Regions from separate parts of the Homo sapiens genome. Here region 1 is linked to region 2. The links are chromatin loops, found by intact Hi-C in ENCODE. Cell type or tissue: GM12878. All regions are shown on one strand. Links, peaks and the distances in the headings refer to the core of each region. The heading gives the core; the rest is flanking DNA.

Region 1 (12,956 bases), core at 2,541-10,540, 200 kb before region 2:
ATCCTGATCTGCCTGCCTCAGCCTCCCAAAGTGCTGGGATTACAGGCATGAGCTACCACACCGGCCCACTTTTTATAGCATTTTACAGTCACTCCTAACTAATGCATATGGAACAGTTTGGGAGATAGGGAATAGGGAAGGTGAAGAATTTGGTTTATCACTCAATGGTCAGTATGAGCATTGAAATTAACTTAATCCCCAGGGAAAAGAAAGAATGAAAAGGTATGTCCCTTAAGAGGGCTACAGAAGGCCAGGCACAGTGGCTCATGTTTGTAATCCCCTCACTTTGGTAGGTTGAGTCAGGAGGATTACTTGAGGCCAGGAATTCAAGACCAGCCTGGCCTACATAGCAAGACCCTGTCTCTACAAAAAAATTTTTTAAAAAACAGCTGGGCACAGTGTTGTGCACTTGTAGTCCCAGCTACTTGGGGGGCTGAGACAGAAGGACCATTTGAGCCCAGGAGTTCAATGTTATAGTGTACCACTGCACTCCAGCCTGGGCAACAGAGGGAGACTCTGTCTGTAACGAAAATAAAAAGAGGGCAAAAGAGACAATACTGGAGACAAGCATCTGACACAAAATGTGAAGGGATGTTATGATTGGTGGGGCTCTCTGACACCTATCCATATTTACAAATGTGCCATTAATCATATGGCCAGGTTGGATCCTGAGTAGATTAACAGTTACACGGGTACAGGAATAAGGATGCATGTGGTATTTTTTTTTTTTTTTTGGAGATGGAGCTCCATTCTTGTTGCCCAAGCTGGAGTGTAATGGCACGATCTTGGCTCACTGCAACCTCCACCTCCCAGGTTCAAACGATTCTCCTGCCTCAGCCTCCCAAGTAGCTGGGATTAGAGGTGCGCGCCACCAGGCCCAGCTAATTTTTTGTATTTTTAGTAGAAACGAGGTTTCACCATGTTAGCCAGGCTGGTCTCGAACTCCTGACCTCAGGTGATCCACCCACCTCGGCCTCCCCAGTTGCTGGGATTACAGGTGTGAGCCACCGCACCTGGCTGCATGTGGTATTCTTAATTCTTTCACATCACACTTGAGGTGTGCAACACTCATTGTTTCTCTGTTGTCCTGTACTCCCTTCTCAGACTCTGTTCCCATAACCTCTGCTGGGGGGACAGCAGATTATGAAACCCTGTTCCCATTCCCTTACCGAAGTTGATCAGACAAGGGGAGAGGAGGTGGTTGTTTGACCTAAACTTGGCTAGCCAAATTTTTTCTCCCGAAAATTTGGAATCAAGTCTGAGAAACTTCAATTAGTAAATTGTAAGGCAGAGACTAATGAGGTAATGTAGACTTGAGATTGAAAGTACCCTTTTAAGAACACTGTCTTCAGTGGGGTACGGTGGCTCATGCCCATAATCCCAACACTTTGGGAGGTTGAGGTGGGAGGACTGCTTGATCCTAGAGTTCAAGACCAGCCTGGGCAACAAAGTAAGATCCGTCTCTACAAAAAATTTAAAAAGTTAACCAGGTGTGGTGGCATGTGCCTGTGATCCCAGCTACACGACAGGTGGAGGTGGAGGATCCCTTGAGCCCAGGAGATCGAAGCTGCAGTGAGCCCTGTTCATGCCACTGCACTCCAGCTTGGGCAACAGAGTGAGACCCTGTCTCAAAAACAAAAGGACACTATCTTCAGCCCATGTGTGATGAAGATGCAGATAATGTCTGTCTGCAGAGTGTCAGAAGAAAGAAAAAAATGTGCAAAGGGGGCAGAGAAGAGAGACCACATAGTTTTAGGAAGACAGACAGCCCCGAGCAACCAAAGACTCTTCAGTTTCCGGATCCTGAAGCTCATGAGGTACTACTCCCTATATTTACGTTCTATTAGCTCATGAGGTGCTACTCCCTACATTTACGTTCTATTAGTTCATGAGGTACTACTCCCTACATTTACGTTCTATAGCACTGTGTTTATAAAGTAATTTCCCCCCCTTTGCTCCAAGCTAGCTTGTTATGAGTTTCTGTTGGTTGAACCCAAGTCATCCCTAATTAACGTAATACTTTAATTTTTTTTTTTTTTTTTAGACGGAGTCTTGCTCTGTCACCCAGTCTGGAGTGCAGTGGCGTGATCTTGGCTCACTGCAACTTCTCCCTCTCCTGGGTTCAAGCAGTTCTCTGCCTCAGTCTCCCAAGTAGCTGGGATTACAGGTGTGTGCCACCACGCCCAGCTAATTTTTGTATTCTTAGTAGAGATGGGGTTTCACCATCTTGGCCAGGCTGGTCTTGAACTCCTAACCTCGTGATCCACCAGCCTTGGCTTCCCAAAGTGCTGGGATTACAGGCGTGAGCCACCGTGCCCAGCCACTTTAAATACTTTAAAGCAGGTTCCCTGGTGTCATCACATTTGATCCTCATAAGACCACAATTGTGAGGCAAATGCTATTATCCACTCTTGCAGATGAAGCTCTGAAATAGAGAACTGAGTGTTCCAAAGCCACAAAAGAGAGCAGAGAAGGCACTAGGACTAGTGTACTTATTAGTCCTACTTAAGCTGAGTCCAGAATCCATTGTAGAAGATGCAGTGACTGGATAGGTTTGCAATTATATCACTAAGGCTTCATTGGTTTAATTTACTTAGAATGCACTATTCACAAAACAAAGGCTCTGGGGAAAATGGGATTCAAATGCCTGGAAAAATGGCATCTTTGAAAAAATTAGATTCAAGAAGGGTTTAAAACTAATCTAGTGGGGTCAGAATTTAAAGAAAAAAAATGCATCAGGCATTTTACTTAGATGAAAATTTTCATTTCCAAGTAAAATGTAATGAACTAATGCAAGTTTACCAGCATTGCCAGGACCATAAGGATAGGAAATAGGCCGAGGTGGGAGGATGGTTTGAGCCCAGAAGTTTGAGACCAGCCTGGGCAAATAGCGAGACCCCATCTCTACAAAAAATTTAAAAATTAGCTGGGCATGGTGGCACATGCTTGGAGTCTCAGCTACTCAGGAGGCTGAGGTGGGAGTATCGCTTGAGCCAGGGAGGTTGAGGCTGTAGTGAGCTGTGATCACGCCACTGCACTCCAGCCTGGGCGACAGAGCTAGGCCGTATCTCAAAAAAAAAAAAAAAAAAAAAAAAAAAAGAATAGGAAATAAATAGCAAAATTTGGATTCATGATCACACACATAATTTAATTTCCATGGTTAAAACATAAGTGGACAACTTCTACTACTAAAATACAGAATTTGGGCTCGGCGCAGTGACTCATGCCTGTAATGCCAGCACTTCGAGAGGCCAAGGTGGGAAGATCGCTTGAGGCCAGGAGTTTGACCCCGCAGTGAGCTATGATGGCACCACTGCACTCCAGCCTGGGCGACAGAGCGAGACCCTGTCCCTAAAAAAATAAATAAATAAAATATGGAATTTGGAACAATAAACATATTTATTACCAATCCACCACATTCAACTACATTCTATTTTTTACATTGAGAAGACATAAAGGAGAACATTTTCCCTGATTCTGATCTTAGTCTTCAGTTTATACAAACTTCCATGTAAAACAAAACTGGAACCTACCCACTTGCTGTTCTTGACCAACTCTCTGAATAATTATCCACATTAATATTTGTTCATTTCTTCATTCATTAAATTTTTAATGAACCCTCACCAGATGCCAGACTCTCTGAGGACACAGCAGAGAACAAAGATAGCCAAAGTCCCTGCTGTCATGAAACAGAACTTACACTCAAGTGTGGAAGACAGACAATGGACAAATAAATAAGCATAATATGTCATGTTGCTGTAAGTGCTAACACGACAAATCAACTAATTAAGAGTACGGAGGGTAATGAAGGCAGATGCTGTATGAACAAGGAAGGACTTTTCAATAAAGTGATATTTGAGTAGAATCCTGAATGGAATGAGAGCATGGACCATGTAATTTTGTGTTGCAGGCACAGGAAATAGCAAATCCAGAGGCTCTGAGGTAGGAATGTGTCTGGGATAGTTGAGGGACAATAAGGGAACTAGTAAGCTGGAAACATGGTGAGTGGGGGCTGGGGAGTAGGAGATGAAGTCAGAGAAGAAGGAAGTAGAGACCCCAATCATGTAAACTTTATAAGCCATGGTAAAGGCTGGATTTTATGCCAATTGAAGTGCATCATCCTTGAGCATAGAGTTTTTTTACCTGACTTCGGGTAACTTTTGTCACTTTGCTGAGTAAGAAGTATTTCAAAGAGGCAAGAGAGAAGTAGGGAGACCATGTATTATAGTAGACTATACACTAATCCAGATAAGAGGTCATGGGCCTCAGACCAGGGTGGTAGCAGTGTACATGAAAAGAAGGGTAGAGAGTTGATAGTGTGTTTTTTGAAGATACAGCCAATGGGATTTGCTGAAGATTTGGAAATGGTCTGTGTGTGTGAGAAAGAGTTCATGATGACTCCAAGCAACTGAAGAAAGGTATGACCAGTTGCTGAGATAGGGTTGATTGAGAGATGAACAGATTTTGTTTGGGTCATGTTAAGTTTGAGATGTCCATAGACATCCAAATGGAGATGTCGAGTAAGCAGATGGATATGTGAGTTTGGAATTCAGGGCAGAAGGGTCTGTGCTGGAGATACACATTTGGAAATGTTTGGCATTCAGATGATATTAAAGCTATGAGACTAGATAAGAACACCAAGGGAGTGGGTTTAGATGTAGAAAAGAGCTAGGCAGTTAGCCTTAGGGTACTACAACTTTTAGAAATCAAGATGAGAAGTATCTAGATAAAGGAGATAGGGAAAAAGCCCTTAGTAGAGTGGAGGAGAGCCAAGAGAGAGGTGACCCAGGGATCAAGTAAAGAGAGTGTTCCAAGGAGGAAAGCATGATCAAATGATTCCAATGCCACTGATAGGTCAAGTAAGATAAACACTGAAAACTGACCATTGCATTTGGCCATCAAGTTCACTGATGACTTGATAAGAGGAGTCTTGGTAAAGATGTGAAAGCCTGACTGGTGTGAGTTAAAAAGAGAAAGTCATGTTATGCATGCTGTGTACCCACATGAATAAATTATGCACACACACTCCTAGTCTAAGCAGAGGGTAGATGGGTTCTGATCAGGAAACCAGTCTGGCAACAGGCCAGGCTGTGGCCAGGGGTGAGGGCTGGCTGACGGGGAAGCAAGCATATTAAAATGGTGCCATATATTGACTGCCTTTCTCTACTCTTTCATTGCCTGGTTTTACACTGTTTCCTTCAATATCTTTTCTTAACTGTCATAAAAAAATTATCATACTGGCCAGGCTTGGTGGCTCATGTTTCTAATCCCAGCAATTTGGGAGGTGGAGGCTGAAGAATCACTTGAGCCCAGGAGTTCAAGACCAGCCTGGGCAACATAGTGAAACCCTGTGTCTACAAAAAACACAAAAATCAGCTGGGTGTGTGGTGGTGTATGCCTGTAGTCCCAGCTACTGGGGAGGCTGAGGTGAGAGGATCTCTTGAACCCAGGAGTTCAAGGCTGCAGTGAGCTGTAAACATGCCACTGCACTTTTCAGCCTGGGCAACAGAGCGAGATCCTGTCTCAAAAAAAAAAAAATTGCCATGCTGACAAATGACCTTATCTTTAAAAGTAACCATTTTTGCAGGATATGCTAAGAGAATTAGCAAATAATTAGCTTTGCTTGTGAGTCTCTCATTTCAACTGGCAAATGTTCTGCTTAGAAAATCACTGTAGAACAGCATCTTCTGTTCCCACCATAATAGACTATCTTATTAACCAGATAAACAGTGTATGGCTTTATTATAAATTCTCAGCAATTTTTTTTTTCTGAGATGGAGTTTCGCTCTTGTTGACCAGGCTGGAGTGCAATAGCACGATCTCAGCTCACTGTAACCTCCGCCTCCCAAGTTCAAGTGATTCTCCTGCCTCAACCTCCCGAGTAGCTGGGATTACAGGCATGGGCCAAGATCGCACCACTGCACTCCAGCCTGGGTTAGAGAGCAAGACTCCGTCTCAAAAAAAAAAAAAAAAGATGCATTTCTATTTATTCTTGACAAAAAGCCTTTCCCAATGCTGTAATGATGGTGTTTTTCTCCAAACCTCGATAATCTGCTCGGATCTTCTATATTGGTGTATCAATTATATCTCCAATGTCAAATGCAATTTGCAATTAGTTGCCTTTTTCCATAACTCAGGATAAGATTGTTTGACCTAGAATGTTTCCAAGTAGTTTTCCTTCCCTTCCTTTACTGAAGAAACAGAAACATCCAAAATAGTTAGGCGCTCTGTGGCCACAGGAGGACAGAAGAGGATTAGTAATGAGATAGACTACCCTCCCCCAATTCGGAACATTCATGAAGCAGGAATGTAATTGACCTGCTGTGCTGTTTAAACAGCACAGGAGGGCAGCACAAGGCCAGAACTGTCAGCCCTAATCCTGCAACTATTCCAAACCACAACTGTATTTATAATCTGCTTTTCTAAATGCATACACAAGAGTTTTAATCCCCACCAAATTTAATTGAACTCTAAATTTGCATAGATTCTACCTATTCAACATTTTTATATCATTTTCATACACTACTCACACAATAATCTGAATTTAACAATTATTTTATGATAGTATTTTTTGTTTTTATTTTTCTGAGACAGAGTCTCGCTCTGTTGCCCAGGCTGGAGTGCAGTGGCACGATCTCGGCTCACTGTAACCTCTGCCTCTTGGGTTCAAGCGATTCTACTGCCTCAGCCTCCTGAGTAGCTGGGATTACAGACCTGTACTACCACACCCAGCTAGCTTTTGTATTTTTAGTAGAGGCAGGGTTTCACAATGTTGGCCAGGCTGGCCTCAAACTCCTGACCACAAGTGATCCGCCCATCTCAGCCTCCCAAAGTGCTGGGATTACAGGTGTGAGCCACAGCGCCTGGCCTTATGATAGTGTTTTAACAGTTGTCTATACAGTCAAGTTAAGTATTACAACCCTTAACAAGTGAAGTAGAACAAAAGATCAAAGGTGACTTCTCTATAGTCACACACGATTGGTTGCAAAGTCAAGATAACAACCTAAACTTGATCCTTTTCCACTACACATAGCTCTTTCAGAAAGTGCTTCCCCCGCCACATACACACCAACACATACACTGTCTCTATGACTTACTCACTTTGACTTCAGATATAAATCTATTTAGTCTTTAATCTTTTTTGTATCCTCCAATGAAGCTAATCTAATGCTCTAAACAAAATAACCGCAAAGTAGGTAATTAGCACCCAGTAGATATGATTGGCAAGTACACCTGGTTCTAGTGAAGATCCCAGAGATGGCTCCCAGTGCACGGTATTAGGAATCCTAGACATGGCAGTCATGCAACTTATACAGTCTATAGCCCCTTCCAAGAGAAAAGTACTCCAACTCCAAGCCACTGGCTTGGGCTCCTAACTCAGCACTATGGTTTATGATGGGGCCTGGTACAGACTGCTCTACCCAAAAGAAAGAAAATGGTTATTAGCTAAGCCAAGAACTAGAACTAGGAAGTACAGTAAGAACTAGGAAGTACAGTAAGAAGAAAACAGACAGGTGCATTGAGAAGACATGTAGGGACCAGCAGAATCACTATGTGCTAGAGCGAGGGGCCATAGGCTTCTATGGCAAAGATGTCTAGAATTCACAGACCTTGGGAATCTTTGATTACCATTTACCTGCGAACCTTTCAAGGTCCCATAGTTTGGCTTTTCATGTCCTATGGCTAAGATTCCTGTTACACACACGAACACGCACTCACGCATACTCCATATACTACTTGTGGTAAAAAGTGAGACTGTGTCTCACAATCAATAGACCTTACCCAACCACCAATGCCACAGACATAGAGGCAAGTTGAAATTAGGTAATAGATCCTTTCCACGTCCAATATAAGGGTAATCTAACCTCAGCCAAGCTCATTTGGAACATGTGATACTTGACCCCAGGTGTACTTCATTCACTCAATATGTATCCTTTATTACCTACAATGTGTCAGGCATTGTGCTGAGTGCTAGAGTTACAGAGACAAACAAGCACCAGAAACAAATAAGACAAAGTCTCTATTTTTGTGGGGCTCCTAGCTCTGTGGGAAAAGCTGGAACATCATACAAAAAAAGGAAATAAATTATAGAAAATTTAAGGAAACTGTATACTGATTGCCTAAACGGTAGATTCTCTTTTGCACTTAAGTCATCCTAACAGCTCTTCTATCCAAGTTCAGTTTATCAGTCATGATGAGATTCATGTCAGTATACGGTACATCCAAGTGAAAAGACCAGAACAAAATTAAATCATCATTTTTTAACACCTTTATCACTGGGGTGTAGAATAGTGTAATTAGAGGGCCAGGATTAATAAGTTCATTATGACCATTATTTAACAGGAATGCTGCGTTCTCAGGACTTTAAATGTGACTATGATGTTTTAGATTTAAGTTGAACATCCCTTACTGGTTTGTTTTGAGTGATTCTCAAAGCAGAGAAATAATGAAAACTGGTTTAAAATAGAGAAAAAAAACGAGAAGGCACTGAGTAAAAGGAGAATGGAGATCCAGAAAACTAGGGTCTTTTAAAATGAGTCATCACCGTAAGGATCTAGATTTATCACAGGTCTATATTTACCATGGATTTAATCATAATTACTGAAACTAATTTTTTAAAAAACCCACCAGTACATACTCTAACATGTTTAGCCTGACTTTGTAACACTATTTTACAGAGTATTCTGTTGCACTTTTTTAAAGCACTAGAGATGTGAGTCAAATACCAACTTGTATTTAGAATTTTAGAAATATTCTATCTAATCTGTTATTCTATTCCTAATAGAATAAGATTCTATTAATATTTTAGAAATATTATATTATTTATTCTATTCTATTCTATTAGTATTCTATTATTTTAGGATACAGCACAATTAAATTCAACAAATATTTAGTTGTGCCTAATTTGTACAAACCATAAGGCTAGTCATCAGAGGAATTTTGAAAAGTGAATAAAATACAATCACTGTCTTCAGTGGGAGGAGCTTTATTCTACATATGCAAATTAAAAATATTATTCTACATATAAAAATCAGACAATAACATAAACATAAGGCCAAATATGTGTTCTATAAAAAGATGATGCAAGCAAAATGCTTATAGGAGAGATCAGGAAAAGATTTACTGAAGAGACAGCCTTTGTCCATTCTTTTTTTTTTTTTTTTTTTTTGAGACAGGGTCTCACTCTGTCACCAGGCTGGAGTGCAATGCCATGATTATGCCATGACCTCTTCAGGCTCAAGCAATTCTGCCACCTCAGGCTCCCAAGCAGCTAGGATGACAGGCACGCACCACCACACCCAGCTAAAGTTTTCATATTTTGTAGAGCCAGGATTTCGCCATGTTGCTCAGGCTGCTCTCAAACTCCTGGAGTCAAGCAAACCTCCTGCCTTGGCCTCCCACAGTGCTGGAATTACAGGCATGAGCCACCTGGCCTGGCCTTTGAAATGGTTCTTTAGAACTCAATGGATTTTAGCTGGGAGAAAGGGGTAATTGAGTAAATCAAATGGGGCGATTAACTAAATGTTAACTTGGTGAATAGAAAGGACACTGTCCAAAATATCCCATAATTGGGTACCAACTCTTTGAAATTATAGGATTAGGATTTTCTCTCCCTTTTGTCTACTGGCAGTCCTATCTCCCACAATAAAAGCTTTATATGCCAGATATAGTCATTATTAGCTAATGGGCAAGCAACAAATGGGGAGATAATGTTAATATAATTCAGAAATTACATTGCTTCATTCATTATTTTTCCCAGCACACTAACATTTTGGGGCAAGCAGGGACAAGCTTCTCACAATTAAAGAGAAAACCTTAGCAACATATAAAGATGTTAAGAAAAAAAGCAGAAAATTCTGCAAGAATGCCTTCCTTTGGTGCAAACAGAGGCTTGTTTGGTGGCTTCAAGAGTTTTTTACAACATTAAGTTCTGTGGTAAACTGCAAAGTGTAAATGAAGGTGCAAAACCATTTTACCCCATTGGGGGAAAACTGATTGATAAAAAAGACAAAATCCTCGATCGGATTTTTAATTTTGATGAAACTGCTCTTAATTGGAATTAATACCCTCAAGGGCATATACATCCAAGGAAGAATCATGTGCCCCAGGATTCAAGAAACTAAAGCAGCACTGTCCAACAGAAACATTCGACAATTTAGGTTTTCTGGGAGCCACATTTTTAAAAAGTAAAAGTAAAAAGAAATGTTGAAGTGACATTTCAACATGTAATCAATATAAAATTTATTGAGATTTTTACATTATTTTTTATACTAAATTCTTAAAATCTTATGTGTATATTTTATACTTAACAGCCCTTCTCAATTTGGACTATCACATCTAAGTGTTCAATAAACACAGATGGCTAGTTACTACTGTATTGGACAGCATGGCCCTAAAGGATGACTGTGATATTGAGTACAAGTGTCAGAGGGAATTTAATTGTGTATTTTTTATTAGCATAGTAATTTTTATAGCCCTCAACTAACAAAGTTGCAAAGGTTTTGAGTGACCTGCTTCTAACCCTATATTTCCCACAAGTCCTGTTATTTTTAGTGCACCATTAAAAAAACATGCTTGTTTTCTCTGTACATACTTCCCTAAGCCTCCCTTGAAGCTAAAGGTAGTCATATGACATAGTTCTGGGCAGTAAGAAATAAAGGGAAGTCTGCAACATCATATGGGAAACATTTTTTGCCCTTATGAGAGAGTCTAACAAAACAACAACAACAACAAATAGCCAGGTGTGGTGGTGCATGCCTGTGATTCCAGCTTCTTGGGAGGCTGAGGTGGAAGAATCACTTGGGCCCAAGAAGTCAAGGCTGCATTGAGCCATAATCATGCCATTGCACTCCAACCTGGGCAACAGAGTGAGACTCTGTCTCAAAAAAAATAAAAAATAAAAAATAAAGGGACAGAGAGAGAGAGAAAGAAAGAGAGAGAAAAAAGAAGAGAGAGGCCTCAAGGAGAAAGCTTTTGGCCAGGTGCAGTGGCTCATACCTGTAATCTCAGCACTTTGGAAAGCCGATGTGGGAGGATCGCTTGAGGCCAGGTGTTCAAGACCAGCAGGAGCAACATGAGGAGACCCCATCTTTACAAAAAAAAAAAAAAAGAAAGAAAGCTTTTTTTGGCTCATACTCTCTTTTCTATTTGAAACATTTCATATGAGAACATGATGTTTGGAACTGCGGCAGCTATCTTGTGACTATGATAATAGACTCTTTAATACATTGAAGATAACAGACCATAAAGGTATCTCTCCTTATCAGAGATGTAAATGGAATGAAGTCAGCCATGCAAACATGCCAGTAGATGGAGGCAAGGGCAGAGTTCCCTAGCAGGAAGTAGAGTGCATCTGCTTCCTGTCCTCAGTGGGCATTATTTGACCAGTCACAAACCAAATTTGCCCTTCTTTCTCCCTTTTCCCCTCTCGTGCTGAAGATTCTCTTCCCTCTGATTGAAACACTGTTTTAGTGATGGGATCTTGCTATATTGTCCAGGCTGGACTTGAACTCTTGGGCTCAAGGGATATTCCTGCCTCAGCCTCCTGGGTAGCTGGGACTATAGGCATGGGCCTGTGCCAGCAGAAACATCCTTTCTTTAGGTATGACAAGAGTACTGAATTACCCCCAATACTTAAGACCTGAGTGCAGAGCTAAAAGTAAGCAAAATTTATTTGGCTTATTAGGGATTCATACACAAACCCTGCAATTTGGCCCTAATATGTATGTTTTCAATTTTTTTTTCTTGAGACAGAGTCTTGCTCTGTTGCCCAGGCTGGAGTGCTGTGGCACGATCTCGGCTCACTGCAACCTCCACCTCCCAGGTTCAAGTGATTCTCCTGCCTCAGCCTCCCGAGTAGCTGGGATTACAGGTGTGCACCACCACGCCCGGCTAATTTTTTGTATTTTTAGTAGAGACAGGGTTTCACCATGTTGGCCAGGCTGGTCTCAAACTCCTGACCTCATGATCCACCCACTGCAACCTCCCAAAGTGCTGAGATTACAGGCGTGAGCCACTGTGCCTGGCCAAATTCATTCTTTCTTTTCCCTGGAGATTAAGCTAATTTCAATGCTCATACTGACTGTGATAAACCAAATTTTTCATCTTCCCTATTCCCTATCTCCCAAACTGTTCCCTATGTATTAGTTAGGAGTGACTGTAGAATGCTATATAAAATGGGCTGGGCACAGTGGCTCATGCCTGTAATCCCAGCACTTTGGGAGGCCAAAGCTGGCGGATCACGAGGTCAGGAATTTGAGACTAGCCTGGCCAACATGGTGAAACCCCGTCTGTACTAAAAATACAAAAAATTAGCCGGGCGTGGTGGCACGCACCTGTAATCCCAGCTACTCGGGAGGCTGAGGCAAGAGAATCGCTTGAACCCGGGAGGTGGAGGTCACAGTGAGCCGAGATCAAGCCATGGCACTCTAGACTGGGTGACAGAGCAAGACCGTCTTGAGAAAAAAAAAATGCTTTAAGTTATCGATCATGAAAAAAATGTCCTATCATTCAGTTAATAAGGTTAAATTGTGTTGCTTTAACCAAGTTTGAGTAATTGGGGATGCATATCAGATTCATTATTTGGCAATTTCTTTCATTTGTCCTGGGGTCACAATAATTCGAGAACTCAGATTCACATAAATATGTGGATACAGATGGCATCAGGTTTTTCATTACTTTACAGTATCAGAGTAATCACAGGGGAGTATGCCCAGAATACTGGCTAAAGAAATGGCATGATTAACTTTTTCAGCTACTGACAGTGGAAATTTTGGTAAGTATATTTTCTGAGTCACGGGGCAGACTAAATTACCAATCCATCAGTCAGTTTCTGTTACTCACCAAAGATTTTTTTTCAGTGAAGAAAAATGTTTTATTTGACAACTTACTATTCTTACACTATAATTTTCATCACATGTAAATGAACTAGGAGTCTCAAAGAAGTCACTGTTCTT
Region 2 (13,222 bases), core at 3,430-11,429:
AGTCATATTCTTCATACTTTATAGAATATAGCAATCTATAAAAATACACTGTATATAAATTGTTTTAAAGCATTAAACTATGTTAGCCAGAAGAGATCATCAAGTAAAAGTCTACTCTGTTTTATGCTGGTGTATAGCTGTGAATAAGGATAGAAGATACCATTTATTAAGAACACAGCAAAGGTCTTCGATTAATGTTTGCTATGGTTAAAGGCCAAATACTCATTTCTTCGTTTTGAGTTGAACTTAACTATTGTAGTTAGACCTACGAGTGAACAAAAATGTATTAGACTCTACACATTTTCAATTTAATAAGGATCTAGATTCTGATGACAGTTCTGTGTAATAAATGTATACTTTTGGTTTAATAGAATTGATTACTGTCCTTCCTCATGGAGGTATGATAGAACCTGATCTTCCTGGTTATGGATTTTGCTCTTTGTGCTATTACCATAAATTCTGTTATCTAGTTTGGTGTTTCTTCTCCTTTGTCTGGAGAAGGGAAATCTTCAGTAATTCCATTTCGAATCCTGTAGAACTTGGTAAATGAGATTGAAATTAATGGATTTCAGTAAAAGTATGCCAATTATTAAGGAACTGGCTGCTCTTGGGTCTAAAAAACTACAGTGACTGAGAGTCACTGAAAACAGACTAAAAATAGATGCTGTATGCACACATACACACACAATGGAATATTCAGCCTTAAAAAAGAAGGAAATCCTACCATTTTGCAACAATATGGGTGAACCTGGAGGACATTATGCTAATTGAAATAAGCCAGACACAGAAAGACAAATACTGCATGGTATCACATGTGGATCTAAAAGAGTCAAACTCATGAAAACAGTAGAACGGTGGTTACCAGGGGCTGGAGGGCTGGGGTAATGGGGAGATGCTGCTTAAAGAGTACAGACTTTCAGTGATATGATGAGTAAGTTCTAGAGACCTATTGTACAGCATGGTGACTACGGTTGACAATAAACGTACCATATACTTCAAATTTGCTGAAAGAGTAGATCTTAAGTGTTCTCACCACAACAAAAAGAGCATGGCTATGTGAGGTAAGGTAGTCATTCCAAGTGTATATGTATATCACATCATCATGCTGTACACCTTAAACAGATAAAATTTTTGTTTGTTAATCATACTTCAATAAAGCTGGGGAAAAAGGTGCTGTTTGCTCACTGGCTGCTGTGTATTTCTGGCTCTGTTTCTGAGTCTCAGTTGGCATGAATTCGTCTAAATTGGATCATCTTTTCTCCGATTGCTATCTGCCAGTGTGGAGAGTCAGTCATGTCTCTTCCCAGCTACCAGTGGCTAAGACACATGCTTGAGATTGTCTTTTGAAACAAACAGACTAGAGAGCCAACTAAAGCTTAAAGATAGTCCTTTGGTTCCCCATCCTGATATTGTGCACAAACCAAACAAAAGCATCCCAGATGACAACAGTGACATCAATCTTCCCTTGCCCCAGGTGGGGCAGCTGTGTAGTCTAGAGAAACACCAGGTCCAGCATATTCTTCAGCCCTTTCACTCACTCAGCCTCTCAATATTTGATGGGTGCCTCCATGGCTGTGCCTTGGACTGGGCTCTCGGGGGTGAAGATATTGGAAAAGCAAAAGGCTTGCCCCTGCCTTTGAGAATGTAGTGGTTAATTTGGGGAAATGCACCTAAAGTGGATGAAAGAAAGAGAAGTATATGATCATTTGCTAAAATGTATGATACAGTGATAAGGGATGATTCAGAGTAGTCTGCAGAAGTCAGGGAAGACTTGATTAGGGCAGTGGAATTTTAATCAAACCTTGAAAGATGAGGAGTAAGATTTGGGTAGGGAGGGTTCTGCGCATTCTGAGGGGGAAAGAACATGATTAAAAATGTCAGGAATGAACATAGATTTGGAGGGGCAGTGAGCAGACCAGAGTGGATTTTTTGTGAAGGAGAGAAATGGGAATTGAGAGGACATGAGATCAAATTATGTAAGCTCTTTAAATCAGAAGGAAGAATTTGTACTTTAAGGTGATGGGTATTGTGAGCTATTGGAGATATGGCTGCAATACCTGTCATCTCTTAGTCACCAGATCTTTCTTCCAACCTCTTCGGTCTGTCTGGTTTTCTGGTCTTCTGCTACCATGAAGTCAGTTGAATGTTATTCCTCCCCCAGGTTGCTCCAGGAGCCTCTTAACTGATCTGTTCACATGCTCTGTCTTGCCACCTTCCAATCCATTGCTCACACTGCAGCCAAAGTTACATTTTTATTTTGTGTTTTTAACTAATTCAGATTACATCACTTCCCAGTTTAATATGCATCAATAATATGCAGTGCTCTTAAGATAAGTTACAAAATTTTTAACTGATTCACAAGGCCCTGCAGTGGCTGGCTTCTGCCTACCTTGCTAACTTCATCCAGTGCCACTTTAAGTCCTCAGTTGTTGTTTTGCCTCAGCTCCTTAGGCCTCCTCCCTGTTGCTCTAAACCTAAGACATCATGCACCCTGGGCCTTCACAGAGGCTCTGTCCTCTGCCCTGGGCTCTTCTCTCTGCTATTTACCTAGTTGTTTTCCTGCTAGATTCAATGTGGTTGTCAAGCCTTCCCTAGCTACCAGGCAAAGTTGGTTTCCATATGCCTTTGGCCACTTACCATAATTAGTTAATTATTCATCTAATTATTTGGTTAAAGTTTATCCCATAAAACTGTCAACTCCAGAGAAGGCTCTCTGTCTTGGTCACCACTGTTCCATTACCTAGCGCTATGTCAAACTCATAGTAGGTGCTATTAAGTGTTTTTTGAACTTATATGTGAAACGCAGTTATCCCTTTCTCCCTCACTGCTCTATGACGTCTCTTGTCAAAATGTGTAGTTGGCCAAAGAGGAGGACTGTACACAGAGTGGAATATACAGAAGTGGTCTTAGGGGAGAGCCTGTGGCTAGATGGCTTAGAAAGCTTTGCGCTTCACATGGATAGCCTGAGAAGTGAGCTGTATAGTGTGATTCATGGACAGTTTACAAGTTAGTCAGATTTTATTCTTGAATAATTCTCCAGACACTAGACTTGTATTCCTTTTTCCTCTTGACTCATCAAGTTTCCCCTATGGATAATCTCATTTCATTATCCATTTTGATGATGATTATAGACATGTCCAGCAGCCACACCATCCTCATCTGGGGTATAATCATAGTTGGTGTCTCATTGGTTTCCTATGGGATGTGCCCTGATTCCCTGAGCCATGGAGATATATTACGGGACTCTCCACACCGGTGTGGAGTCCTGCGCCATTTAGGGGCATCAGAAAAAATTTTCTTTCCCTTTTATGTAAAGTCCTGTGGATACAGCAGAATCATAGTAAGGATTCAGTGTCGCTTTTGGATAACCAAAGTGACACTCGCCAATTTTATCTTTTTTCCTGTAGTAGAAGAAAAAATGTTTTTTTCTTGCCCTGTGCCTCCTCACTCACCCTGAGAGTCTTCTGGGGCATTGTGGTCTAGGAATAGGAAGCAGATTTTGTGCCCCCACCCACACCAACTAGCTTTTGGCTTTGAATGGAATCAGGAAATCCTTCGGAACACCAAAAATATACAAGACTTATGTCCATCAACAGCTATTCATTGTAACAAGGAAGGATTCAATAAACATTTATTGAATTCTAATTATGTGCCAGGCACTATGCTAAATGCTGAGGTAATTACAAAGAATTATGGATAATTCTTATCCATAAGCAGCTCACAATAGCTGGAGAAGTAAGACGGGTCACAACACATACACAGTTATTTCACAGTTACTAGGTCAGTGGTAGGTACTGCCAAATGATTGGTATAAATTTTATAGAGCCTCTAAGCTGGACCATGTCTAGATACGCTGCTCAAGGAAGTTTGTTTTTTTTTTTTCTTTAAACGCAACAGAATTAGGGAAGATAGTATCATGAAACTTTTGTCTTAGTGGTGAGTATGTGTAGGTGTTCAGAGGGTTTGAGTGTAAAATGTATTTTGTTGATCCTGGTAAAAAAATTTTGGGACCATACTGCTATAGAAGAGGTGTAACTTGTGCTTGCCTGTGGTTTAGAAGGAAATACAAAATGGATTGGAAAGGTTGACTTTTCAAAAGCCTAAAGGCGGGAAAGCACAGATGTGTTAGGAAAATAGTAGGGAGACTCTGTGACTCTGGCTCTCCTACCTACAGAGCTTGTTAATTCTGTTCAGCCAAGTGGTAGATTCTGGCTGTATTCCTTTTGATGGGTTATTCTGGTTGCAGTCTTTAGAACAATCTTTGTTTCAGGACGTTTAAGAGGAGTTTTTCTGGGCATAGTTATGTATTGCCAATTTAAAAGATCAGCAGAATAGTTACCAGTCTACATCTTCTGAGAACTCTTCCTTCTTGAATAACACATCTGGATGTTGCTGATGGAGTTGATTTAAATATTATCCTGAGTTATAAGATCTGGACATTCTGAGTCATAAGAAATTATAAGTTGCATAATTTTAGTGTTTAGTGATTTGTCTGCTGGTGCTTTGAAAATTTTTCATTCATTTGTTGTGTATGTCATAACTGTTGTGTATGTCATAACTGTTGCATATGTCCTAATACCAAAATTAGATAGAATTTCCCATTTCCCAACTGTGTCACGTGATAGGGTTGTTTAATATAGGGCAAGCTCTTTTGGAGGTGTCATTTATGGGATAAGTTTTGTGAGATGTAGGCTACTTGTCAGCCTTCCTGAAAGAGAAATGCGTATCTATCCACTCTCCTCTTGGTCTGTGCTCCAGTAGATGGGGGTGGATGGAATAAGAGCTTTAAATTAATGCTTTAGATCATTTGGGATTTTTCTCTTTAGTATGGCTCAATTGGAGAGTTGGCTATATGGGAAAAGGTGGAATGCTGCTAATGCTGTGGAAAAAATGCTATGCTCTCTACCTTCCTAGGAGTAATTTACCAAACCTGTGTGGCTTGGCTTATCCAGACCAAAGTATCTACATTGAAACATTAGTTACATATTTTGTTTGCTTTCTTTAGGGGTATGAAATTATGTTGCTTTTTTTTTTCTTTTCTTTTCTTCAACTAGTTTCAACTCTCCATGTTTACTGTCTGCTGATCCCGAAAGAATTGTGACCATACTTTAGTCTGTTTTTGAGTGTCTAGAGAATAAAGTTGCCTAAATCAGACATGTCAGACTGAGGCATAACAGAATTACTCTTAAGAGCAATTAAAGTACTTTACTGCAAAATAAACATTTTCAGTATTTTCCATTTTTAATGTTAGAGTTGTCTCCTTTGTGTGATGGTAAAGCAACAGATTTTCTTTCCAGTATGGAGAGAAGAGAGAACTGTCCTCTACAGGTGAAGGTGTACTCTAGTTTTTCACATATATTCTAAAATAAGCAAATGAAAGGATTGTGTTTATGTTACAAAAAGGGAGTTTTGTTTTACAAAAGAATTAAACTACTTGAGAACTACAAAAGAATTTAATGGCTGGGCACGGTGGCTCACGCCTGTAATCCCAGCGCTTTGGGAGGCCAAGGCGGGCTGATCACCTGAGGTTGGGAGTTCGAGACCAGCCTGACCAACATGGAGAAACCCCGTGTTTACTAACAATACAAAATTAGCCGGGCATGATGGCGCATGCCTGTGATCCCAGCTACTCGGGAGGCTGAGGCAGGAGAATTGCTTGAACCCGGGAGGTGGAGGTTGCGGTGAGCGGAGATCGCACCATTGCACTCCAGCCTGGGCAACAAGAGTGAAACTCCATCTCCAAAAAACAACAACAACAAGAATTTAACCGCATAGTTCAAAAACTGTGAAACCATATGAACTATATGCAGATGATTTAAAATACAAAAGTTAAATTTGCATATGACTTTTTAGGAAAATGTCTTCCATAAAGTAGAGCTTTATATCAATATTATTTCTTTGTATAACCATGGAATCCATTCACAATATAGGGTGGGAGGGCAGTTCTCTTTGATTCTGCCTTCCTTGAAGGCGGCTCTGCCAGTTGATAAATCCCTAGTGACTTGCTCCCTATTTAAATGAAGGCATGAGTGGAAAGGCCCTCTGTCTCTCCCTGCAGGAAACCATCTTTAAAGTCATGGAACTGCTAAAAGGAGAGGGATCTATTTTTAGAACTTTGGCCTTAAAAACATTTTAAGAATATCAGTAAGCCACAGTAAAGTGCTACTTTTGTTTATTATGTAAATATACTTTCATTTAAAGAAAATACTGTGATATATAACTGATTGCATGGGTGAGAGGGAAGAGAAAAGAGTGACTAATTGGAATTGTTTAGTAGAGTTGTTATATGTATTTTATTTTACTTGGCAGATTTTTCCCCCCCAAAATGGAATGGTGGTTCACGTTTGCTTTTACAGAAAATCATATTTATAATTGGAATTGTGAAGGAGGTGATCTTAAGGGAAGACGTTTTCATGGCTGAATTAGGAGAAGGTGTTATCTAAATGAGGAATGCCTTAGAAGCTGTACCAGATGTTTTCTGTGTCGGAAGTAGTATCTATGTTTTTATTTGTAAACATGCATTCTTTTGGTTGGATTTATGGAAGACTAACAGAAACATGGGTTTTAGCATTGCGGTCTGGCTGCCTGTGCATCCACAGCTGTAGAGGCCAAGACGCTTCTCTGCCTGCAGGGACTGCCCATCCCTGTTTCTCAGCAGGCTGGAAATAGCTGTGTATTTGTCTTCCTTCCTCTTAGCACAGATACTTCCAGAGTAGGGGGCACAGTCATTCTTAGGTTCAGGTCCATGTTAGGGAAACACATGTGGGTTACTATGACTTTGTTTTCTGCATTCCCAGATGATAAACAGCATAAAATTAGGAATAGGAGAAACTTGGCAAGATTGGACAGTGAGCCAAGTCTTCAGACAACTTTAAAAAATAGGCGCAAATTTTTTCAAGAAGCTTATCAGTTTTTCGGTACTGCTTTTCACAGTAAATAGCGGATAACGGACTGATGTTATGTCTTGTAATGGAATCTAGCTTGGAGTCCCTGGGACAACAAAGTTATGATAAGGGCAGATAAGAGGACGCTTGATTCTTTGTCTCCGTTAGCCATTTGGAGCAGAACGTTTGCATAAATGAACTTTTCTTCTGAAGTGGATCTTGTTTGTAAGAGAACTTACGAAAGGAAGAGGGACATTTTAAGCATGTTTCAAAACTGAGTTGCTGGTGAGGCCACAGTTAGTTTTTAGAGGTCCAAGGGAAATCAGGCAGTGTCTCATCTGTTGTTAATTAATGAAACGAAACTGGAGTCACTAGAGTGCAGCAGTGAATGAAAGGTCAGTGAATGGAAAAAACTGTCAATGAAGGAGGATGTCAGCAGAGTGGAACATTGTCATAGATAAAGATCAGTGAAAATGTGCTCTGGCTGAGGTAGGGTTTTCTGGAAGTGACTGGGAGCCAGTCTGGGACATTTCAAGCCAAACTGAGCACTAAATGAATGTTCTGATTGCAGCTAAATCTGTTAAATATTTTTAAATATTTGTTTGAGTTTGTTCTAGATATCAGTTGAGAAAGATTTGTGAAAAAGAGGCTTCTTTTTGTTTTATAATGTGTTTTACAGTGTAGTGTTGTTTTGTTTGGCTCTTTTGTTTTGAAGCTGAACAATGGTTTCTTTCTCTCCTTTCTGTTCTCTGTCTTAGAACTTTCTAGAGCCACACTTACTTTTGAGGTCCACTGAAATCAAAGTGATCTAGGATCACTGTACCAATTAACGATAGAACTGGACCTCGAACAGCCTGGCTGATGGCTCAGTTTATGATTATTGCAGAATTGCATCTCCTCTGAAAGTTGTTCTGTGGGGGGTGACCTGACAGCCAAGGTCTACTACCAACTTGTAAATGGTGGTCATGAACAAACCAGTGACCATATTTACATTTCAACCAGTTCATCTGTAAACTTTGTTATTGGTGTCATGTGAAATTGCCTTTAAAGAGATTCTCCTTTCTCTGTTCTTGTCGGATCTTCTTCCTTCTCCCTCATTGAAGCCTTTGAGCGATATAGCTTTGGGGAAACAAGGCTCTTCCATCAGTTTGGGAGAGGACCATGGCCTTTTTAGCCTGGTCACAGCTGGGGAGGCCAGGACCCCATGAATATCATCAGCAAGGCTGTCCCTGCATCCAAGGGAGAGTTGAAAGTAATTCCATAGGATTTAGAAAAGTAGACTTATAACCTGGCTCTTCCGGTTATTATATTACGTGATTCTGAGCCTATATTATGTGATTCTGAGCCTTATCTATAAATGGGATTAGTAGTAACACCTATCTCATAGGGCAGCTGTAAGAGTGTGTAAATACCTATAGAGTGCTTAGAGCAATGTTTGTCACGCAGTAAGTGTTCAGTACATTCTAGGATTACATACATTATTTATAAAAATAATCATTTATAAGGTTCAAATGAAATTCAAGTGGTGTTTCCTTGGATTCTCTGTTTTCTCTTTGAGAACATTTATTGGAATATTGTTTTGTTGGATGTATGTATGTATTTTTTTGAGACAGGGTCTCACTTTGTCACCCAGGCTGGAGTGCAGTGGTGCGATCACAGCTCACTGCATCATCAACCTCCTGGGCTCAAACAGTCCTCCCACCTCAGCCTCTCAAGTAGCTGGAACTACAGGAATACTCCACCATGCCTGGCTAATTTTTTCTTTCTTTCTTTTTTTTTTTTTTTTTTTTTAACAGAGATTGGGTTTATCCATGTTGCCCAAGCTGTTTTGTTGAATTTAAATGACAACCATTCCAGGAACTGTTTTAGAGCCAGAATTGAAAAATATATGAAGACAGTTCTTTAGAGAAACACCAGAACTGGCAGGGCGCAGTGGCTCATGCCTGTAAACCCAGCACTGTGGGAGGCCAAGGTGGGTAGATCACTTGTGCCTAGGAGTTTGAGACCAGCCTGGGCAACATAGGAAGGACCCTGTCTCTACAAAAATACAAAAATTAGCTGGGCGTGGTGGTGTTCCCCTGTAGCCCTGGCTACTCGGGAAGCTGAGGTGGGAGGATCACTTGAGCCTGGGAGGCAGAGGTTGCAGTGAGCTGAGATCATGCCACTCCAGCCTAGGCAACAGAGTGAGACCCTGTCTTTAAGAAAAAAAAGAGAAACACCAAAACTACATGTTAATAGACACCACATTAAAATTTAACATCATACAATTTAATTGTAATTAAAATAGTGCCTGACAGTTGTTAGGTTGGGTAGGTGTAAGAAAAGCAAAGAATGATGAGAATCTTTAACATTTATTGTTACAAGAACTACCTTGGGGAAAAAACTCACTTAAATAATGACTGTGTTATTCAATTAGAGAGACTGAAAAGGAACAAAACACGAATAGAAACAAAAGCATAAATTCTAAACAGTGGGCACTTATATACCAATATTGGCTGACCCCCTTTTTTTGAGATTGTCTGTGGGTTGTACTTGTAAGTACAGGAGTTCTGATTGACTCCATTTCAGTAGTTGCTTTGACCCTAGCGTAGCATTTTGTAAGTGTGAATTCTACTAGCTATTAATATATTTTAGGGGGAATTCCATGGTCAGATAAGTTTGGGGAAACTTACTAGACTTCAATAAATGAAACCAGTTTCTTTGAAAATACTTTTTAGAACCTTTAGTAAGTTAACATGTGCTCTGACTCTGCCAGGGAGCTAGGATATACAATATTTCTCTCACTTTTTAGACCGCTATCCTGTCTGTCAGCTTCTTGCAGGACGCCAGTGCTCTGGGGCACACTTTGGGAAGTTAACCTTACAGGCATTCCTTTTTCCACTTTTTGTCTCAGATGAATACTAAGGAGGTGTAGCTAAACAGCCGCAGCTCAAAGGTGGAGGAAGGCCCCACAGATGGCGCTAGATACTGAATGTTTGATCACCGTAACAAAAAAACGGGGAGGCCGAGGTGGGCAGATCACCTGAGGTCAGGAGTTCATGACCAGCCTGGCCAACTTGATGAAACCCTGTCTCTACTAAAAATAAAAAATTAGCCAAATGTGGTGGCATGCGCCTGTAGTCCCAGCTACTCGGGAGGCTGAGGCAGGAGAATCGCTTGAACCCGGGAAGCGGAGGTTGCAGTGAGCCAAGATCGCGCCACTGCACTCTAGCCTGGGCGACAGAGTGAGACTCTGTCTCAAAAAAAAAAAAAAAAAAAGCAATAACCAGTGATACCTCCTGAGTGCTTTACTATACGCCAGGCACAAAATACTTTTGATATACTAACTAATTATCTCAACAACTCTGTGAGATAGGTGTGATCATTATCCTCATTTTATAGATGAGGAAATTAGAGTAGGAGGGGCTTAAGTAACTTGACAAATCAGACAACTAGAAAGTGGTAAAGCCAGGACAGGAACTCAGGTACAAGGGCTTGTGTTCTTACTTCCTCTGCTGTATGATCATGGGGCTTGCCCACATGTGTATGCTGTATGTACCGTGGCTTCTACGTGTGCATGCATGGGGCGGTGTGAGGGTGGTATTCTTGGACAAGAGAACGGCATGGAAATGTGAAATAACAATGAGTTTTATGTGGCTGGAGGTCATCATTGGAAACGGTAAGAAATGAAACTGGAGGCCAAGGCAGGTGGATCACCTGAGGTCAGGAGTTCCAGATCAGCCTGACCAACATGGAGAAACCCCGTCTCTACTAAAAATACAAAATTAGCCGAGGGTGGTGGTGCATACCTGTAGTCCCAGCTACTCAGGAAGCTGAGGCAGGAGAATCTCTTGAACTCGGGAGGCGGAGATTGCAGTGAGCTGAGATCATGCCATCGCACTCTAGCCTGGGCAACAAGAGCAAAACTTCGTCTCAAAAAAAAAAAAAAAAAATGAAACCATGAAACTGTAAGGTGCAGGTATCCTGAGGGCCTGTGACACAAAGGAATTTGTGATTTCTATAATGGATCCATGTATTCTGCCTATCAGATTACCTTAAGAACTTCAGTAAGTGGAAGAGCTTTAACTGCTTCTGTGTTAAAAAATATATAGAAAGACACTTGGTCAGGTTGGAGGCCAGGCCACTCTTTTTACATTCTGCAGGTGGCATAGTTGTCAACTGCCTACCATTCTAACTTGTTGCATTGAGGACCCTGCACTGAGCCTAGACAGTAGAGACAGGCGTCTGGCTGAATTATGCTTGAATTAAACATAATACAGGGCATAATGAAAGATGATTCCCTCTCAACTTCCTGCACTTCTAGCAGTTTTCAAGGGCATATTTTGTGTGTTTCTTGAAGTGGGAGAAAGTCTAATACAATATAACTCAAAGAGATGAAGATAAATACTTGAGTCAGATTTCAGGATCTTGTTCAAGGCTCAGTTAAAAAGGTACTATCTTCTAATAAGACTTAACATGTTATTTGTTGTTTTTTTATTTTTATTTTTGTTTTTGAGACGGAGTGTTGCTCTGTTGCCCAGGCTGGAGTGCAGTGGCGCAATCTCGGCTCACTGCAACCTCCGCCTTCTAGGTTCAAGCGATTCTCCTGCCTCAGCCTCCTGAGTAGCTGGGATTACAGGCACCCACCACCATGCCTGGCTAATTTTTGTATTTTTAGTAGAGACGGTTTCACCATGTTAGCCAGGCTGGTCTCGAACCCCTGACCTCAGGCAATCCGCCTGCCTCGGCCTCCCAAAGTGCGGGGATTACAGGCGTGAGCCACCGAGCCCTGCCTTGTTTTTAAATTTAATGTTAAAAATATACGAGGATCCCGTCATCCAAATCTCCTTGATTCGGACTTAGTGAATAGCGAGGGTTTGAATAGCAAGGCGTATATCTGAAAATTTATCAGAATCTGTTTGGTGTTTGGGTTTGGACAGCAAGGAATATTTAGATTGGAAAGCAAATAACCTTACTCATTTTTTCTTTTCCCGGAGGGAGTGAAAGCACCTCCTTTGGCTACATAGATTTCACTCCATTGAGTGGTGGCAAGACTGTGACTTAGTGAAGGTCATAGAGCAGATCATTGTAAGGACAGGACTAGAAAAAACTGAATTCTTCTAATTCTGAGTTCAGTAATCTTGCCACAAAGCCTTCCTGCACCCTAAGCAATTAGTCTGTCAGCACTTCTTTATAGTGCTTGCTGAGATGAACGGGAGCTCTCCAGACATCAGTGGTAATTATGGAGACCTTGACTAACTGCCCAGGGAATCCCCAGAACTTGATAGAATATTCGTAGGTGGGAGTATGTTTGTGATACCTTTGCAGTAAAAAATTTGTATGGTAAGAAGATTTAAAGTTAGTTGTAGAAAGAATTTTTGACTCGATCAATTTTATTTTGAAGAAGTTGCATTCAGCCTCAGTTTTCATTTCTTACATCCCCATTCTGCTTCTGTGAATTATTGGCTTGGTTACTTGCTACTAACTTTAAATCCTCTTTATGTTTTACAAAAAAAAACATTTGCATGGGGAGTGGGGAGCAAATGTTGTAGGGTATGTGAAGATGAAGAGAATATCTGAGAGAGAGGAGTCATTCATTATAAGTGCCTTCAGGACTTGCCTATCCCCATGGTAGCGTTATAGGCCAGGCCTAGTGCTGGATTATGCTTCAGTCTTAGCATCAGCAGCTGTAGCCAGGAATAGGTGTGCAGTGATATCCACTTGGATTCGTGGGTTTAAACTGTTTGAGCAGTTCACAGAAAGCTGGTTTTTATTTTGTGCGTGGCATAATTTTTTATAATTTTATAATGTTTATTCTTAGGTGGGTTTGCTGAGTTCTCTCGTTGTTTCCCTGGCCTCTGTGAAGGAAAATCCACTCTAGTCCCTACCTGCATTTCTCAGCCTTGCTTACCTGTTGCCAACATTGGGCCAACCCGAATTCTTCCCAATCTTTATCTTGGCTGCCAGCGAGATGTCCTCAACAAGGTGGGTGCTTTGAAAATATCCTTCATTGCTGGGTTTATATTGTTAGCTGGAGAAACAGCAGTTACCCATTATGTCATTTGAAACACACCCCAATCTCAGGAGCTGCTATGCCATTCTCAGTGTGCTCCCCAGGTAACAGTTGCGTCATCTCTTGGAGTGTTAATTTGTTTGATGTTACTTTTTACTGCAGGAAACCTAAATTATTGTCATGTCTACTTGTTCTTAATAGGTCCAAGAGAACTGAAATAGGACAGGATTTTTCAGAAGTTTAGCCTTATATTCTTAGGGTATTAATTGATCTATTATAATTGGGCACTCTCAGGCTGTTAGTTCCTGGATTATCACACATTTAGAAATATATTTATTTATTGCAA

What was found. A loop is a pair of places that touch in the nucleus more often than their neighbours do. Peaks named below come from ENCODE experiments on the same cell type or tissue, not always from the same donor. Only the 100,000 strongest peaks of a DNase experiment are listed, where the experiment ranks them.
Region 1: a loop joins it to region 2, with 2.5 times the contacts of the local background. A loop is called at or near these places in 3 of 110 quality-filtered maps.

Annotation. Positions count from the first base shown.
Region 1 is chr12:12,698,133-12,711,088 of GRCh38, reverse strand. It overlaps a transcript of GPR19 not described here. Among named protein-coding and RNA genes, the nearest start is that of GPR19, 8.4 kb to the right of the region's middle. In GM12878, for the core only: a CTCF peak has its summit at 6,308; no DNase peak of the experiment used is centred there.
Region 2 is chr12:12,500,145-12,513,366 of GRCh38, reverse strand. It overlaps DUSP16 (dual specificity phosphatase 16), which reads left to right. Exons shown (of 7, transcript NM_030640.3): 4 at 12,685-12,848. Among named protein-coding and RNA genes, the nearest start is that of DUSP16, 56 kb to the left of the region's middle. In GM12878, for the core only: a CTCF peak has its summit at 9,823; a DNase peak (open chromatin) is centred at 7,246; H3K4me3 peaks cover 1,057 bases; H3K27ac peaks cover 4,020 bases.